Linked DNA regions of Homo sapiens: all the other regions are linked to region 2. Evidence: chromatin contacts called from ENCODE Hi-C or POLR2A ChIA-PET data. All regions are on one chromosome and are shown on one strand. Each heading gives the region's core, a stretch centred on a gene start or an enhancer-like site at or near the end of the contact. The rest is flanking DNA. Distances are from core to core; before and after follow the strand shown. Region 1 holds the start of MAP3K14-AS1 (MAP3K14 antisense RNA 1). Region 2 holds the start of ASB16-AS1 (ASB16 antisense RNA 1). Region 3 holds the start of MAP3K14 (mitogen-activated protein kinase kinase kinase 14). Region 4 holds the start of RPL27 (ribosomal protein L27). Region 5 holds the start of NBR1 (NBR1 autophagy cargo receptor).

Region 1 (2,898 bases), core at 42-2,541, 1.1 Mb before region 2:
TGGTGGGTGCCCCAACCCTGTCTTCTTGTCCCCTCCCACCTCCAGGCATTCTTTTAAAGAATGCCTCCCCTTCCCACAAAATCCTGGCCTGGTCCTATTTTAAAGTTCCCTCTTCCAGGAAGCCTGCCCTGACCAACACACCTATCTCATGGCCTGTAAACGTTGCTGCTGTGTTCATCCTAATCCTGATTTGGGAACCCCCAAGGCATGGGCCGTTTCTCCCCCATTGAAACTGGGGTCTGCCCTTGGCTAGAGGCAGGACTAGATTCTCTAACACCTGGAACTGCCAGCAGGCATGTGCAAGGCAGGCCTTCTGCAGGGGGCAGGCACCCACAGCACCCCCTCTCCTCTCTCCCCAGGTGATGGAATCGTAAGCTTCATTGACTTCCTGGGTGTCTTCGATGACAACCACCGCTTGGCTCAGTGCATGGGTGAGGGGCAAGGCTGGTGGAGGAGGGGTGGGCCTGGCTTAGGGGGTGCCCCCTCCTCACCCTCCTTCACCTTTTTTGCCCCCAAGCCGGGTGAGGAACAGCCAGCTCTGTACCCCCAGGGACTGCAGACCCTGTTCTTGGAAATGCTGTTCAAGCTGCTGGGCCGGGGCTTTGTGCCCTCCAAGTTGGCACGGGGGGTGATGAGGTGGGCACAACCATACCAGCTCCTGGGCCCACAATGGGAGGAGCAAACCCTGCCCCCCGCAGGGACCCCTGATATTCCTGCCCTAGAGACGGGAGCCCTGAATTCTGAGTCTGTTTCCTGGGCCCCAAGTCGCCCCAGGACAAAGACAAAGCAGCGGCTTCCGGCCCTGCTTTGGCTTCCGCACCTGTGAGACAGAGAGGGCTGGGAGTGTCTGAGGCGGCCGCCCCGCCTCTCTTCTCCAAGCTACTACTTCAAGAAGCAGCGGGCTCTGCGGCTCAGCCCAGGCTGCGGGGGTTGGGGGGCGCTCCCACGCGGGGCTCGCCTTCTGCCACGCGGCGCGCATCAGCGACCTCTCCAACTAGGAGCTGGCGCGCTCGCTGCACAAACTGCACGAAGTAGGTGCGTCCCCGACGGGGCGGGGGGCGCCGGGACCCGCGGGAGGGACCTCTCCCGGCCACTTACAACCCCCGCCCTCGCCTCCGACCCCCAGGACCCGTTCTGAGGACCGTCTCCTCCTCCACCTCCTCCCAGGCACCCGCCCCAGGTGCGCGCAGCCCGTACTCTCAGATTCCTAACCTGGAGGGGTTGGCGCTCCCGGAACGCAGGACACGAAGCCCAGCCCCGGGCCCCGGCTTCCGCCTGATCCAGCCCTACTAGCCCGGCCGCCCCAAGATCCCGCCCAGCCCGGGGCGTGTCTCGGCCTAGGTGAGAGCCGGCGGGCGGGGGAGGGACACGCAGTGAGGGGCGGGACAAGTGCCCGGAGGACAGACAGATGGGGCGACACTGGCTGGTGGAGGGGAGGGGCAGGCGAGGAGCGGGGGCAGGCCCGGAAGAAATGGGGACCCGGCAGGCGGTGACGGAGGCGGCACGCGCGGAGATGTAAGGCGAGGTCACTTATGGCGTCACTAAGTACTGGGTAGGGCGAAAGGAAAAGGGGCCAGATGCCCGGGTGGGAGGCAGGACTGGCGCAAATGGGGCGGGGCAGCCGGAAGGAGAACTGCTGCGGGGCTGGCCCGGCGTGTCTAACCCCAGCTGCCCGCTCGCCCCCTCCGGCCTCCCGCAGGGATACTGGGCCAGCCACGAAAGCCTCCGCCCCCTCGAAGCGGGCTCCCTCGCCGCCAACTCTAGTGAAGAAGCAGCCCTTCTCCCCGGCGCCCGCTGGTTTGCAGAGGCCTGCTATGAAGAGCTTGTGCAAGTAAAGCGTTTGCTGAGCGGAAACAGGCTGCGGGTGGCTGCGGCAGGCATGGAGCCGACGCGGATCTTTTGCAAACATCTTTATTAATCTCATATAAAAATAAGGTCCATGGACGGTCCTCGGGGCTGGGGCTTGCGGGGGCGAGGTGCACTTTATAAGTTACAGGCCAGGCTCCTGCTGAGGCTAAGTATGGCTATTTGGAGGGGGCTTTAGGGTGGGTGCTGCAAGCAGCATTTGGGGGAAGGGGCGGGCGATGCTGCCCTCTGTGGCCAAGAGGAGGATGCACCAGCCCGTTTGAGGCGGGCCACAGCGGAGGAGGGGCTGCCCGGCCAGCCGAGCTGAGGACCACCTTCCTTGAGCCTCAGCCTGTCCACGGCCCCACACCCCTGCAGAATCCACCTGCAGAAATAGCGGCTACAGCGAGAGGTCGGAGGTGACCTGCAGTGGGGGGCCCGGGGGACGCCGACGGGCACTGCGGCGGCCTGTGTCTGCGCGGATGTAGGGCTGGTTCCGCAGATCTGGCAGCCGAAGGAGACACATTTACCATTCAGGAGTCCGCCCAGAGCTGGGAGCATGGCTCCAGGGCACAAAGCTTAGCCTCCTAAGGACTCAGATTGTGTGCACATGGCAGGGGTACCGTTTATGTTTGCCAGACCCCTCCACCCCACAAATCACATCCCAGCCATCCACTGGCCCAGGAGAAGGCAGCATGCCTCAGTTCTCCCAAGGGTCCCAGGGGCTGTGGGCAGCGTGGTATCAGAGGCCAGGTCATCTGGGTACCTGAGGGGCTAGAGGGGCATCTCTTCTCCCAGGCTGGCCTCACAGAGGAGCCGGGATGTCCGCTTGCCGGTGCGGGCCGTGAAGGGCACCGTCTTGATCACTGAGTGGGGGTGGGGCAGGTGAAGGGGAGTAGAGAAAGGAAAAAGGAAAGAAAAACAGAAAAGGTAGCAAGAAGCAGTGTGGCAGCCAGTCCCCCAGAGGATAGCGCATTGGGTCAGAAGAAAGCATAGAAGGACAGACTGAGGATAAGACCAAGGCCTGGCCAAGCCCTTACCTGTGATGATGTC
Region 2 (2,721 bases), core at 130-2,629:
AGCTGTCCCTGGGCAAATCCAGTCTGGTGATTACCATTATCAGACTATTCTCACAGCACCTATAAAACTTCATTATACTTATGTACCTGTCCATCTTTCTATTAGACTCCTGGTAGACAAGGATCGTATGTATTTCTCTTGGTACTGAAGTGTCCAATATAATGCCCCAGTAGTTGCTCAAAGAATTATCTGTGGAACACATCAACATCCTTATTTAATATACCGGCCCTGGAGTTAGAAAAACAACTAATTATAACCCCAGTCTTGCGTCTTACTAGCTATAACACCTCAGACAACTTTCTCAGAGCCTCAGCTTTCTCATCAGTAAAATGGGGTTAAAAACAGTACCTACCTCATGAGGTTGTTTTGAAGATGACGTGAAATCATCGAAGCAAAATACTTGGCACAGTGCCTGGCACACTGCAAATTGCAATTGCTTAATAACGGTAGTAATTATTTATCACAACCACAACTAACCCCTGATGGTAAGAAGGTTAATGTTATTAACCATGATTTACAGGAAAAGAAACTGCGGCAAAGAAAGACGAAAACGATTGGCACAGACACAGGGAACTCTCGTGGGGAGGGGCCCGGCAGGACCCCAGGTGTCCGGCCTCAGGGGTCTTTGCTCTGTCCCTCAGCCTGTGATCTACCCTGTCCGTACCGTGACCGCACGGTGAGGAGGGGTCCCGCACCCTTTTTCTGAGGCGAAGGTTCCGCTTTTGGATGGTCCTATTCCCTCGGCGTTGGACTGGGGTCCATGGGCCCACCCGAACCGAAGGGCTGCCTGGCCCCAGCCTCCGTGATAAGACCAGTTGTCCCGGCCAGTGAGGAGTAGGGTCGGCTAAGGGGGTCACAAACCGTCCACACCCCTCAAACTTCGGGGCGGGGCTGGGGAACTGGGGGCGGGGCTTCAGGACGCGAGGAGTCATGGGAAATTAAAGGGGGATTGGACCGGCACTGTGCCTGGATGGGGAAGTCCTCACCTGAAAAGACCAGACTAAATGTTTTGACCTCGCCAGGACGGCCCCTGGACTCGTCTTTCCGTAGGGGTCGGGAAAAGGGCTGGCAATCTGCGATTCTGTTCAGGGTCCGGTCTCTTCCGGCTTCTCCCGGAAGCTGTTATACCAGGGACAGGAAGTCCCGCCTCCGCGCCTTGCACTGATGACGCGAAGCTGCGTAAGACGGGCTGACGTAAAAGGTATTCTTTAAATAAAAGGGACAGGTTTCTCAGCGGAAGGAGGGGTGGAGTCATTGTTGGCGGGATTGCGGCCCTCCCAGAGCGGGGCCACGCCTGGTGGGCGGGGCCTTAGGCAATCCAGGGTGAGAGGCGGGGCCAGGGGGGAGGAGTTAGCGCGGAGGTACTTGGGAAAGGGGCGTGGCTTCGCGACTGCGGAAGGTTGCCCGGGCTGGCGCCGCTGGGCAGAGCCGGTGCGACGTTTCCCTTTCCAGCTTTGTTCTTCCGGCCCTGCTGTCTGCCTCCCCGGCTGATTGGATTCGTTACTGCTTTGCAACGCGCACCTAACTCCAGGTTAGCGGGGATTAGTAAGAACTCAGCTCTGGGCCAGTCGGGAAGACAGATAAGGAGACCAGTTAGTCAGCATCCAGTGCTTGAAGAGTGCGGCCCCAGGTAGTGTGGGACCCGGAGAAAGAAGGCGGGAAAGCATTTCAAAGAAGGCACAGATTCGGCGCAGGCTTAGGACACAAAAAGGGGGAAAAGTCCAGCTTTCAAGAACTTATCCAGATTTTTGCAGTTAAAATTTTTTCTTTTTTGAGACGGGAGTTCCGCTCTTGTTGCCCAGGCTGGAGTGCAATGGCGCGATCTCGGCTCACTGCAACCTCCGCCCCCCCGGGTTCAAGCGATTCTTTTGCCTCAGCCTGCCGAGTAGCTGGGATTACAGGCATGCGCCACCACGCCCCGCTAATTTTGTATTTTAGTAGAGACAGGGTTTCTCCATGTTGGTCAGGCTGGTCTCGAACTCCCGACCTCAGGTGATCCGCCCCCGTCTCGGCCTCCCAAAGTGCTGGCATTACAGGCGTGAGCTACCGCGCTCGGCCGCAATTAAAATTTTTTCTAAAAACTTACTGTGGCCGGGGGGAGTGGCTTACTCTTGTAATCCCACCGCTTTGGGAGGCAGAGGTGGGAGGATCGCTTGAGCTCAGGAGTTCGAGGCTGCAGTGAGCTATGATCTGAGCCACTGCATTGCACCCGACAGGGAGGCCTTGTCTCCAAAAAAAAAAAAAAAAGCGCTGGAGTTTGGGGTTTTGGAGAACTACTGATTAAAGGATAAATAATCCAGACAGGGGCAAACATAAGCAAAAAGCTCGGTGGCTTCTACCAACTGAACACTGGCAGAAGTAGCACTTAGATCAAGAAATAGATAATTAGGACTGGCGCGGTGGCTCACGCCTGTAATCCCAACACGTTAGGAGGCTAAGGCAGGCGGATCACAAGGTCAGGAGTTCAAGACCAGCCTGGGTAACATGGTGAAATCCCGTCTCTACTAAAAATACAAAAATTAGCCGGGCGTGGTGGCGCACGCCTGTAATCCTGGCTACTCAGAAGGCTGAGGCAGGAGAATGGCTTGAACCTGGGAGGCGGAGGTTGCAGTGAGCTGAGATGGAGCCACTGCACGCCAGCTGGGGTGACAGAGCGAGACTCTGTCTCAGGAAAAAAAAAAAAAAGAAAGAATTACCCCAGAATCTCCCCCTTCATGTCTT
Region 3 (2,807 bases), core at 114-2,613, 1.1 Mb before region 2:
GACTAGAGCCACTCACCACACCTACCATGGACCCTTCATGGAAGTGGGATGCCCAGGGTAGGAGTACATCTTTTATTTTGCAATAAAAAAAAAAGTTTGGATTTTTTTTTTAAAGGACTGCCTCACTCTGTTACCCAGGCTGGAGTGCAGTGGCACGATCATGGCTCACTGTAACCTCAGACTCTCAGCCTCCCCTCTAGCTGGGACTGCAAGTGCAAACTACCACGCCTGGCTATTCTTTTATTTTTTTGCAAGGACGAGGTCCTTGCTATATTGCCCAGGATGTTCTCCAACTCCTGGCCTCAAGCGATCCTCCTGCCTTTGCCTCCCAAAAGCGCTGGGATTACAGGAGTGAGCCACCGTGCCTGGCCTGGAATTTATTACAAATAAAATACAAGCTCAGTGTGGAAACACTAGATAATACAGAGGGGCAAAAGTTAGAAAAAGTTTCTATACCTTCCCTACTCCCCACCCCCGACCCCCATTCAGAAAGAAGCACTGTTGACACTTCAATGCATATTCTGAACTCCAGGTCCTTTCTTTGCATACATCAAGCTCTCATCCTCTTGCTGGCTCTGTGGTCTGCAAACCCAGAGAGCAGATGCTTTGCTCAGCGCTCGTACCACGCCACGCACCCACATGCTCTCTTTGTACCTGGGTTTCAACCCACAGGTCGGGCCCCTGTAAGCCCTTGGCTCCCCAAGCTTCTCGAGGGCAGGCACTGTAACCTTCTTTACTCATTCCAGGGATTCTACAGGACCAGGCACACGGTAAGAGCTCAATAAAAACGTCTCTACCCCCACCACCTCCCGCCTCAGCCGCCACCGCTTGGCAGCAGAGAGGAAGCGGAACGCGCGCGACCCACGAGGGAGAGCGCCTCGCTGTCTCCAAGGTAACCGAAGTCAGTGGCAGGGAGTGCCCACGCATGCGCACACTCGCCCTTCCTTCCCGTAACCTCGAGAACGCAGCTGGTAAGACTGCCAGAAGCCGAGGGCGCATGTGTGGTTCCACCAACACCCTAGTCGCCTCCGCCTTCTGTCAGTCCGCCCGCCCAGCGATCTCCCTTCTACAAACATCGTCCGGAAATAGTGCCCATTTCTGGAAACCAGGCCTCGTTAACCAATCGTTGCTAGGGAGCGGGAAGACGGGCTTGCCGGGACGACCGTCTCATTGGTTGGCGTAGGGGAGTGGGCGGGGCCACGGGTCGCGGTGCGGCCAAAGAAAGGAGGCGCGAAGCGAGGCAAAGTTACAGCCTCCGGGGGAGGCGTGGCCCCGGGGGCGGCCGAGAAGGCGAGGGGGCGGAGCCCGGGACCGGGGCGGGGCGACCACGGGCCGGGAGCTCAGCGGTCGGCGGCCGGCGGCGGGAGATCGCGGGCGAGCGGAGCGCAACACTCGCTTGGTTGGGGAGATCGGCGCTTGGCCGGTAGGTGACGGGGCGGGACCCTGGGGCCCGGTGCGAGGCGACCAGGGAGCGGCTGGGATGGATCGCCTCTCAGCCCCGGGCTGGGCTGCGGCCTGGCCCCTCGCCCCGGAGCAGTGGGGTCGGCGGCCAGGCCAGCGCAGTCCGACGTACCCCGTCCAACCCACTCGCAGCGGTCCGCGGGCGCGCCCTCGCACGCGCTGCCGGTGCCGCGCTCGCCCCGGGCCTCCAGGCCGCGCACTCCTGCTGGCCACACGCTGGCTCCGAGCGCGCGCAGGGGCCGCCTGCTTCCCCTTCACTAGTGCCCCGCGCCGCCGCCAGGCCCGCCCGCCTGCTCTGCGCCCCAGTGCCCCCAGGATGGAGCTCGCCTGCCGCGGGGCGGACGTGTCTCCTGCAGGAGTGCGCCCTGGCATCTGCCCTGGCGTGAAACCCTCCCGGCCTTTCATGGGAAGTTCTCAGGTCACACCTCAAGGCGGGGAGCAGGAGCTAAGCCTGTCCTCAGCATGCAGCGGGGCAGTGCTGGCCGCCCGCAGCATCCTCCCTCCGCCCTCGGACCCCAGTCCTCCTCTGTAATTCTTCTGGGCTCTCCAACTCGGGACTTTATCTGTCGGTTCAAATATAACATTCCCATCTTGGAAACCCATCGTGGCCCTGGCATCTTGCAGCCACTGGGCACCAGGCAGAGAGGGGCCACTTGTACGTACGTTTCCCACCTGCCCGGGAGCCTCCTTAGTGCTGGGTAGCTTCAGAAAAAGTGTTTCCTTCCTAGTCGAGGTTAAAAAGTTGCTCTCGGCCCTAAAGGGTGGACTGGAGGTATGAATGAGGGAGAGGATAAGTGGTGAAAAGGTACATACATCAGCAAAGTAAATGGTAAAACTACTTTTGATCGCTGGAGACAATGAACACCAATGACTTAATTAAGGACTTTAAAAGCACATGAAATTAAATGATTAGAGTGAGGTCATGATATAAAATAGGAGTCTGGAGTTTATTCCAAGAAAAATGTTGGAAACCCCTTGACTAGAAACATGGTCTTTCTGAAAGATTAGAAGGAGACAGTATCTTAACATTAGTGATGTGTTTTTTGCTTAGTGTCTTCATACCTGTGAGCTCCGTTTTCCTTCAGATGGCTGTGTGGTAAGACAGATTGTAGTGTCTTGTTTTATGGGCGAGGCACCTGAGGCAGGTGTGTATGAGGGAGTGGGGGTGGTATATATCTTGCCTGATGCCTCATAGCTGGGACTAAGGATGGGTCTTTCCCAGAATCCTAGATCAGGACCACATTATAGAACTGAGATGCAGAAAGGAGGGAGAAGTTTTTGGTGTGGTTTTTATGCTCTTAATGTGAGAGGACACTTAAAAAGTGCTTGCCTTACTTTGGTTGTGT
Region 4 (2,897 bases), core at 118-2,617, 1.2 Mb after region 2:
ATGACCAAAGAGAAACAGAACAGTGTTTATCTCCATCAGGAAGCATCTGGAACGGCTTACTAGAGGTAAGAGATTTAAAAGTAGCAACAGTTAACATTTAAGAAGTACTTGCTATATGCCAAGCACTGCTCACAGGACTTGGTATCTATTCACTTGCTCCACTGCTAGTGAAGTGTACAGCCAAGGTTAAGACACCACAGCCTAACTCCAGAGATCAGTCTCAGGAGATGGGAGAGGGGAATCCAGGGGTACTCCAGTGTCCCCACAACAACAAAACGCAGTGGTGTATGTGGCCAGAGCCTAGGGAACTCTCTCAAGAAGCTACAAAATCATGGATAAGAGGAAAACAGTGAGGGGCTATGTGACCTTTCTAAAAGCAATTTCCTCCTCTTCTTACAGATTCCCAGCTGCAGCACTTCAGGTAAATAACAGAACACCTCCAAACCTTAGCAACAGGAAGGAACCCCCTATAGCTGGGGATGGTGGCACGCACCTGTAGTCCCAGCCACTCGAGAGGCTGAGATGGGAGACTCGCTTGAGCCCGGGAGGTCGAGGCTGCAGTGATCACGCCACTGCACTTAGCCTGGACAGAGATCCCGTCTCAAAAAAAAAAAAAAGAAAAGAAAAGAAAAGGAATCCCCTATGATTACTTCAAGGACTGCACATGACAATACCTGAAAGGCAGTGGGAGCACATAGCAAGCGTGCAATGTCAGCCACTATTACTATATATTTAAAGCCTCTGGTGGAGAAGGCTTTATGCGTTGGGAGCCCAATTCAGCTCACATTTGCTTTTACTGTGCTTCTTCCTCTCTCAAAAACTCTCCCACGTTCACCCTGACCGTGCTCACTGGCTACTGCCCCAGAAACAGGCCTTGAATTCCAAGCCTGCCCGCCCCGCCGCAGCCAGCCTGGTCCCGGCATGCAAGGACGCAGAGTCCCGCGAGGCTGATACCTTCACGATGACAGCTTTGCGTCCGGAGTAGCGTCCAGCCAGGACAAGCACCACCTTCCCAGGTTTCATGAACTTGCCCATTTCTGCAGAGAGCAAGGAGAAAGGGCCACTTAAAAATCCGTAAAGCCAAAGATGCCCAGAGCTGACTCCTGCCAGCAAGCCCAGGTCTTGGGCCGGAACTTCAGACTGTGTTCACTGTCGCCTTGGTCAAGGCCGCCCGAGGGCCCTGCTCGCAGGACAGGATCGGATACGTAGCCGCCAGAGACCTAGGGAAGGAATGCACCCGGCGCCGCCCGGACCTTCGACCCCCAAGCCGCGGATGGCAGCGGATTGAAAGATTCAACCCAAGCTTCTACTTACCGGCAGCAACCACCCGGCCCTACCAGCAAAAAGGAAAGAAGGACACTTCCGCTAACCTTTCACCCCGGTGAGGAGTGACCTCACTTCCTGTCCCGCCCTTCAGGCTTTGCCACGCTGATTGTGTGGTGCTGAGTCTCGTGTTGCGGGCGGAAGAAGCTCATGAGGGAAACGCAGGGCGCGGCAGCTCAAGTATTCGAATGAAACTTTATTAGCAGCTCCAGCAGTAGACAAGAGCAAAGGAGACTCCTCCCGGCCGACGGAAGAGCTGGGAGGGCGACTGTGCTGTGCGCTCTGGACTCAGCAGCTAGGCTTTGTTGTAGTTCCTTTCTCTGGCGCTAGGAGGGGGAACACAATCTGAAATTTACTTTTTCTCTTGGGAGACACAGGGAAAAAAATAGGGCATTTATTGGTGCCTGTCGGGGGCACTGTTAGCTAAAGAGGGAGGGACAAAGATCAGTAAGGGTGGCTGGTCCGATAGTAGTGGGTTATCAGAACTTATCAACGTTAGGGTCACTAAAGTTGGTATACAACCCCCCACTGCTAAATTTGGTTTTAAAAAAACAAACAAAAAGGATATTTACCCCCAACAGTTAAAGTCTAGTGGTGTCACTGACATTACCAACTAGAATAAGCATGAGGGAGGTAGAGGAGAAGAATGGCAGCTGCTTACCCTGTGCCAGGTCAGGTTAATCTATTTATGCACATCATCTGATTTGGTCATCATAACACTAAGAAATAGATACTATTATCTCCATTCTAGAGTCGAGGAAACTGGCTTAGAGAGATTTGCCCGAAGTCTATAGTGGTTAAATAGTGGAGCTGGGGCTCAGCCTCAAGCAGTTCAACTCCTGAACCCATACTGTTTACCATGTCACCATCCTGAGCAGCGATTCTCTCCCAGGCAAGATGTGAGCACTTTATACAAGCCGGCAGCCTGTTTAATCCTCACAACTCTGCATCTTGGGCATTCTCCTCCCATTTAGACATGAGGAAATTGCAATTCAGAGAGGATAAATTGCTTGTCTGAGGTTAATCCTAATCAGTGGCATAGATGGGATTCAAATCTAGGTCTGAATCTAGGTCTAGTTGGCTCTCAAACTGAATTATTTCCCATCACTCACCAGAAGAGTGTTTTCACATGGTACCTTATGTGCTTTCCGAGTTTAAGGGAAAGATAAACTATCTCACAGTTTTTGCTTATCTGAACCTATAGGATTTGTCTTGGGCAAGATGTGGAACAACCAGGATTTCATCAGTTCTCTCCTGAAGCTCTCCAGTGATACAATTTTCCCTGTATCCCTCAGGATCCCATTGCAATGGCTTTTGTTTTGTTTTTTGAGACAGGGTCTCGCTCTGTCACCCAGGCTGAATGGTGTGTAGCACAATCATGGCTCACTGTAGCCTCAACCTCCTGGGCTCGTGATCCCCCCACCTCAGCCTCCTGAGTAGCTAGGACTTCAGGTATGTGCCACCATGCCCGTGTAATTTGAAGAAAAAAACAAAAACAAAATCAAAGAACTTTTTTTTGGTAGAGATGGGGACTCACTATATTGCCCAGGCTGGTCTCAAAAACTTCTGGGATT
Region 5 (2,764 bases), core at 36-2,535, 1.0 Mb after region 2:
AAAAGTGGGTATTCTGAAATATCACTTTCCAACTTCAAGAAACACACTTCCCTACTTGTGAAGGAAATGAATCTTCCTCTCTTTTTCTCAAATTACACAATTGGAAATTTAGATACTCTGGAGCTCCTCCAGCTGGTGGGCCAACTAAGAGAAAACAGGAAGTGGGAGATTCTAGCTTGGCTGGACCATATCCAGGTCTTCATAAGGAACTCTCTTTGGCTGACATGTAAAAAAATTCTTTCAGCAGGAGCATTAATCTTAAACGTGTGTAAACACCAAAGCTATGGTTAACCCTATCTGCCCCTTAGGTCTACAGCCAGTAGAGTCAGATAGCTGGGTCTTAGGCCTTCAGCTTTCATAACTGGCATTATTGTAAGTCCATGCCACTGACTCACCTTTGCTTGGCACAAGTTAGCTTTTCCTCCACGTCGATTTTTTTTTCAGCCTCAACAAAATCCCTTTAATGAAACAGACCTGGCAACCTGAGCTTTGATTACTGTCTCCACCAGAGGCCTTTACAAGCCAAGTTATCCAGGCTTTAAAATGTGTGACCTGAGGCCGGGAGCGGTGGCTTATACCTGTAATCCCAGCACTTTGGGAGGCCAAGGCACGAGGATCGCTTGAGCTCAGCAGTTCAAGCCCAGCCTGGGTTGGTCTTTGAGAAAGCAAGACTCTGTCTCAAAAAAGTGTGGCCTGAAAGCTGAGTGTTTGACAAAAAGGAAAAACAGTGCCTTTCCAAAACCGAAGGTCCCTAACCAAGGAGATCTCTTTAAGGTCTCGAAAAAACGAGGATGGGATGAGAAGGATGTGTAAGTAGTGTCATTTTTTTACTTGCAGAGTTCATCCTAGTCTTCCAGTTTTCGTTTCCTAGCACTCCATGTTCCCAAGACAGTGTCACTACCCCGAGGGCTCTCTCATTTTCTTTGCCTAGGCCCTCATTCCACTGGGGAGTCGTGGCCTTCCATCAGTAGAAGCCGGATGTTCTGACCCACAGACTCTCCAACTCTCCGGCGCTTCTCGCCAACTCGGTCCCTCTGAACATGAAGGGCTCTCTCATCCTGTCACTAAAAAGATTAGCTGTCCCGAAACACGGAAAAAGTCGCCCCTCTTCTTTGCAGGATTCCTCCCTTGAACTTCCCCAAACCCTCTTAGCGTGACGTGACCCCACCCCTAGGTAACCGCAGCTGCTTCCTTACCAGCTTCCCGCCCCCGGGGGGCGCCTGCCGGAGGCCAATGCAAGGACCGTCCGCTACCGGCTCTGCCGCTATCCCTGTGGGGTGAATCTAACATGGCGGATAAAGACAGTAACTAGTCCCCTGTTTCTCCGAGTGTTCGCCAAGATGATTGGCTCTCACCACTTGTCCCTCAAAACGACCACGCCATTGATTGGTGGAGATTGCGTCGATGGGGCGGGGCAGAAGCAACCTGAACCCGAACAACAATAACAAACATTGAGGCTGAGGGGCGGAACTAGGAGTGCGCAGATGTGGGCCAGAGCGGATTTCCCCTTCCCCAGGCAAATTCGGCGCCCACTGCGTCCCCGCAGGCCACTGACCTTAGAGGACTACTTGCCCGAGACTCGTGGGGCTGGATGGGAATCGTAGTCTTCCTAGGAGTTGTAGGTATCTTTTTTTGGCCTAGTCTCTGCTCTCAAGATAGGAGAACATAACAACACTCCAATCCATTACTGTTGACATGTATAAGCCCGCGGAGGTCTCCAATCTATCCACTGGATTTCCGTGAGAATTGTGCCCGCTTTGGTATTGGATGTTCCTCTCCATAAGACTACAGTTTCCAAGGAACAGTGTGGCCAAGGCCTTTCGTTCCGCAATGCATGTTGGAAATAGTAGTTCTTTCCCTCCACCTCCCAACAATCCTTTTATTTACCTAAACTGGAGACCTCCATTAGGGCGGAAAGAGTGGGGTAATGGGACCTCTTCTTAAGACTGCTTTGGACACTATCTTACGCTGATATTCAGGCCTCAGGTGGCGATTCTGACCTTGGTACAGCAATTACTGTGACGTAATAAGCCGCAACTGGAAGCGTAGAGGCGAGAGGGCGGGCGCTTTACGGCGAACTCAGGTAGAATTCTTCCTTTTCCGTCTCTTTCTTTTTATGTCACCAGGGGAGGACTGGGTGGCCAACCCAGAGCCCCGAGAGATGCTAGGCTCTTTCTGTCCCGCCCTTCCTCTGACTGTGTCTTGATTTCCTATTCTGAGAGGCTATTGCTCAGCGGTTTCCGTGGCAACAGTAAAGCGTGGGAATTACAGATAAATTAAAACTGTGGAACCCCTTTCCTCGGCTGCCGCCAAGGTGTTCGGTCCTTCCGAGGAAGCTAAGGCCGCGTTGGGGTGAGACCCTCACTTCATCCGGTGAGTAGCACCGCGTCCGGCAGCCCCAGCCCCACACTCGCCCGCGCTATGGCCTCCGTCTCCCAGCTTGCCTGCATCTACTCTGCCCTCATTCTGCAGGACTATGAGGTGACCTTTACGGAGGATAAGATCAATGCCCTTATTAAAGCAGCCAGTGTAAATATTGAAACTTTTTGGCCTGGCTTGTTTGCAAAGGTCCTGGCCAACGTCAACATTGGGAGCCACATCTGCAGTGTAGAGGGGGGGAAAAAAACGTGACTGCGCGTCGTGAGCTCGCTGAGACGTTCTGGACGGGGGACAGGCCGTGGGGTTTCTCAGATAACTGGGCCCCTGGGCTCAGGAGGCCTGCACCCTCTGCTCTGGGTTAAGGTAGAAGAGCCCCGGGAAAGGG

The links. Hi-C counts contacts between places; a loop is a spot of excess contacts on that map. ChIA-PET counts read pairs that join two places held with the same protein, here RNA polymerase II (POLR2A). Pooled maps may share reads with other maps.
Region 1: a pooled map shows a loop between it and region 2 (11-fold over the local background). The contact joins the promoter of MAP3K14-AS1 here to the promoter of ASB16-AS1 in region 2. A Hi-C loop is called at or near these places in 1 of 37 single-sample maps with no recorded cell type and 6 of 50 pooled maps. POLR2A ChIA-PET finds 5 or more read pairs at or near these places in 1 of 52 experiments (GM12878).
Region 3: a loop to region 2 is called in a pooled map, with 8 times the contacts of the local background. The contact joins the promoter of MAP3K14 here to the promoter of ASB16-AS1 in region 2. A Hi-C loop is called at or near these places in 6 of 50 pooled maps. POLR2A ChIA-PET finds 5 or more read pairs at or near these places in 2 of 52 experiments (activated CD4-positive, alpha-beta T cell and activated naive CD4-positive, alpha-beta T cell).
Region 4: a loop to region 2 is called in a pooled map, with 14 times the contacts of the local background. The contact joins the promoter of RPL27 here to the promoter of ASB16-AS1 in region 2. A Hi-C loop is called at or near these places in 8 of 50 pooled maps. POLR2A ChIA-PET finds 5 or more read pairs at or near these places in 2 of 52 experiments (CD8-positive, alpha-beta memory T cell and activated CD4-positive, alpha-beta T cell).
Region 5: a loop to region 2 is called in a pooled map, with 17 times the contacts of the local background. The contact joins the promoter of NBR1 here to the promoter of ASB16-AS1 in region 2. A Hi-C loop is called at or near these places in 1 of 168 maps with a recorded cell type or tissue (naive thymus-derived CD4-positive, alpha-beta T cell), 1 of 37 single-sample maps with no recorded cell type and 10 of 50 pooled maps.

The regions. Positions count from the first base shown.
Region 1 is chr17:45,246,318-45,249,215 of GRCh38, reverse strand. MAP3K14-AS1 (MAP3K14 antisense RNA 1) reads right to left here and starts at 1,291. Exons shown (of 4, transcript NR_110326.1): 1 at 1,213-1,291. It overlaps FMNL1 (formin like 1), which reads right to left. Exons shown (of 27, transcript NM_005892.4): 25 at 2,886-2,898; 26 at 2,612-2,711; 27 at 1,898-2,349. The coding sequence ends at 2,620. It also overlaps the pseudogene EFCAB15P. RefSeq lists enhancers at 444-493, 1,744-1,813 and a silencer at 904-1,633.
Region 2 is chr17:44,185,375-44,188,095 of GRCh38, reverse strand. ASB16-AS1 (ASB16 antisense RNA 1) reads left to right here and starts at 1,379. Exons shown (of 3, transcript NR_049730.1): 1 at 1,379-1,531. TMUB2 (transmembrane and ubiquitin like domain containing 2) reads right to left here and starts at 1,124. Exons shown (of 4, transcript NM_001076674.3): 1 at 987-1,124; 2 at 353-420. The coding sequence starts at 387. RefSeq lists an enhancer at 1,266-1,800.
Region 3 is chr17:45,315,576-45,318,382 of GRCh38, reverse strand. It overlaps MAP3K14 (mitogen-activated protein kinase kinase kinase 14), which reads left to right and starts at 1,363. Exons shown (of 16, transcript NM_003954.5): 1 at 1,363-1,423.
Region 4 is chr17:42,996,889-42,999,785 of GRCh38, reverse strand. RPL27 (ribosomal protein L27) reads right to left here and starts at 1,367. Exons shown (of 5, transcript NM_000988.5): 1 at 1,315-1,367; 2 at 955-1,037. The coding sequence starts at 1,035. It overlaps LOC124904006 (a long non-coding RNA gene), which reads left to right. Exons shown (of 2, transcript XR_007065759.1): 1 at 1-65; 2 at 400-2,897. RefSeq lists enhancers at 906-1,015, 1,086-1,325, 1,336-1,645, 611-1,810.
Region 5 is chr17:43,169,735-43,172,498 of GRCh38, reverse strand. It overlaps NBR1 (NBR1 autophagy cargo receptor), which reads right to left and starts at 1,285. Exons shown (of 21, transcript NM_005899.5): 1 at 1,197-1,285. LOC101929767 (a long non-coding RNA gene) reads left to right here and starts at 2,096. Exons shown (of 2, transcript NR_110868.1): 1 at 2,096-2,373. LOC124900391 (a long non-coding RNA gene) reads left to right here and starts at 1,535. Exons shown (of 2, transcript XR_007065760.1): 1 at 1,535-2,083. It also overlaps a transcript of BRCA1 not described here and the pseudogene BRCA1P1. RefSeq lists enhancers at 1,145-1,254, 1,575-1,684, 1,935-1,984, 2,255-2,464.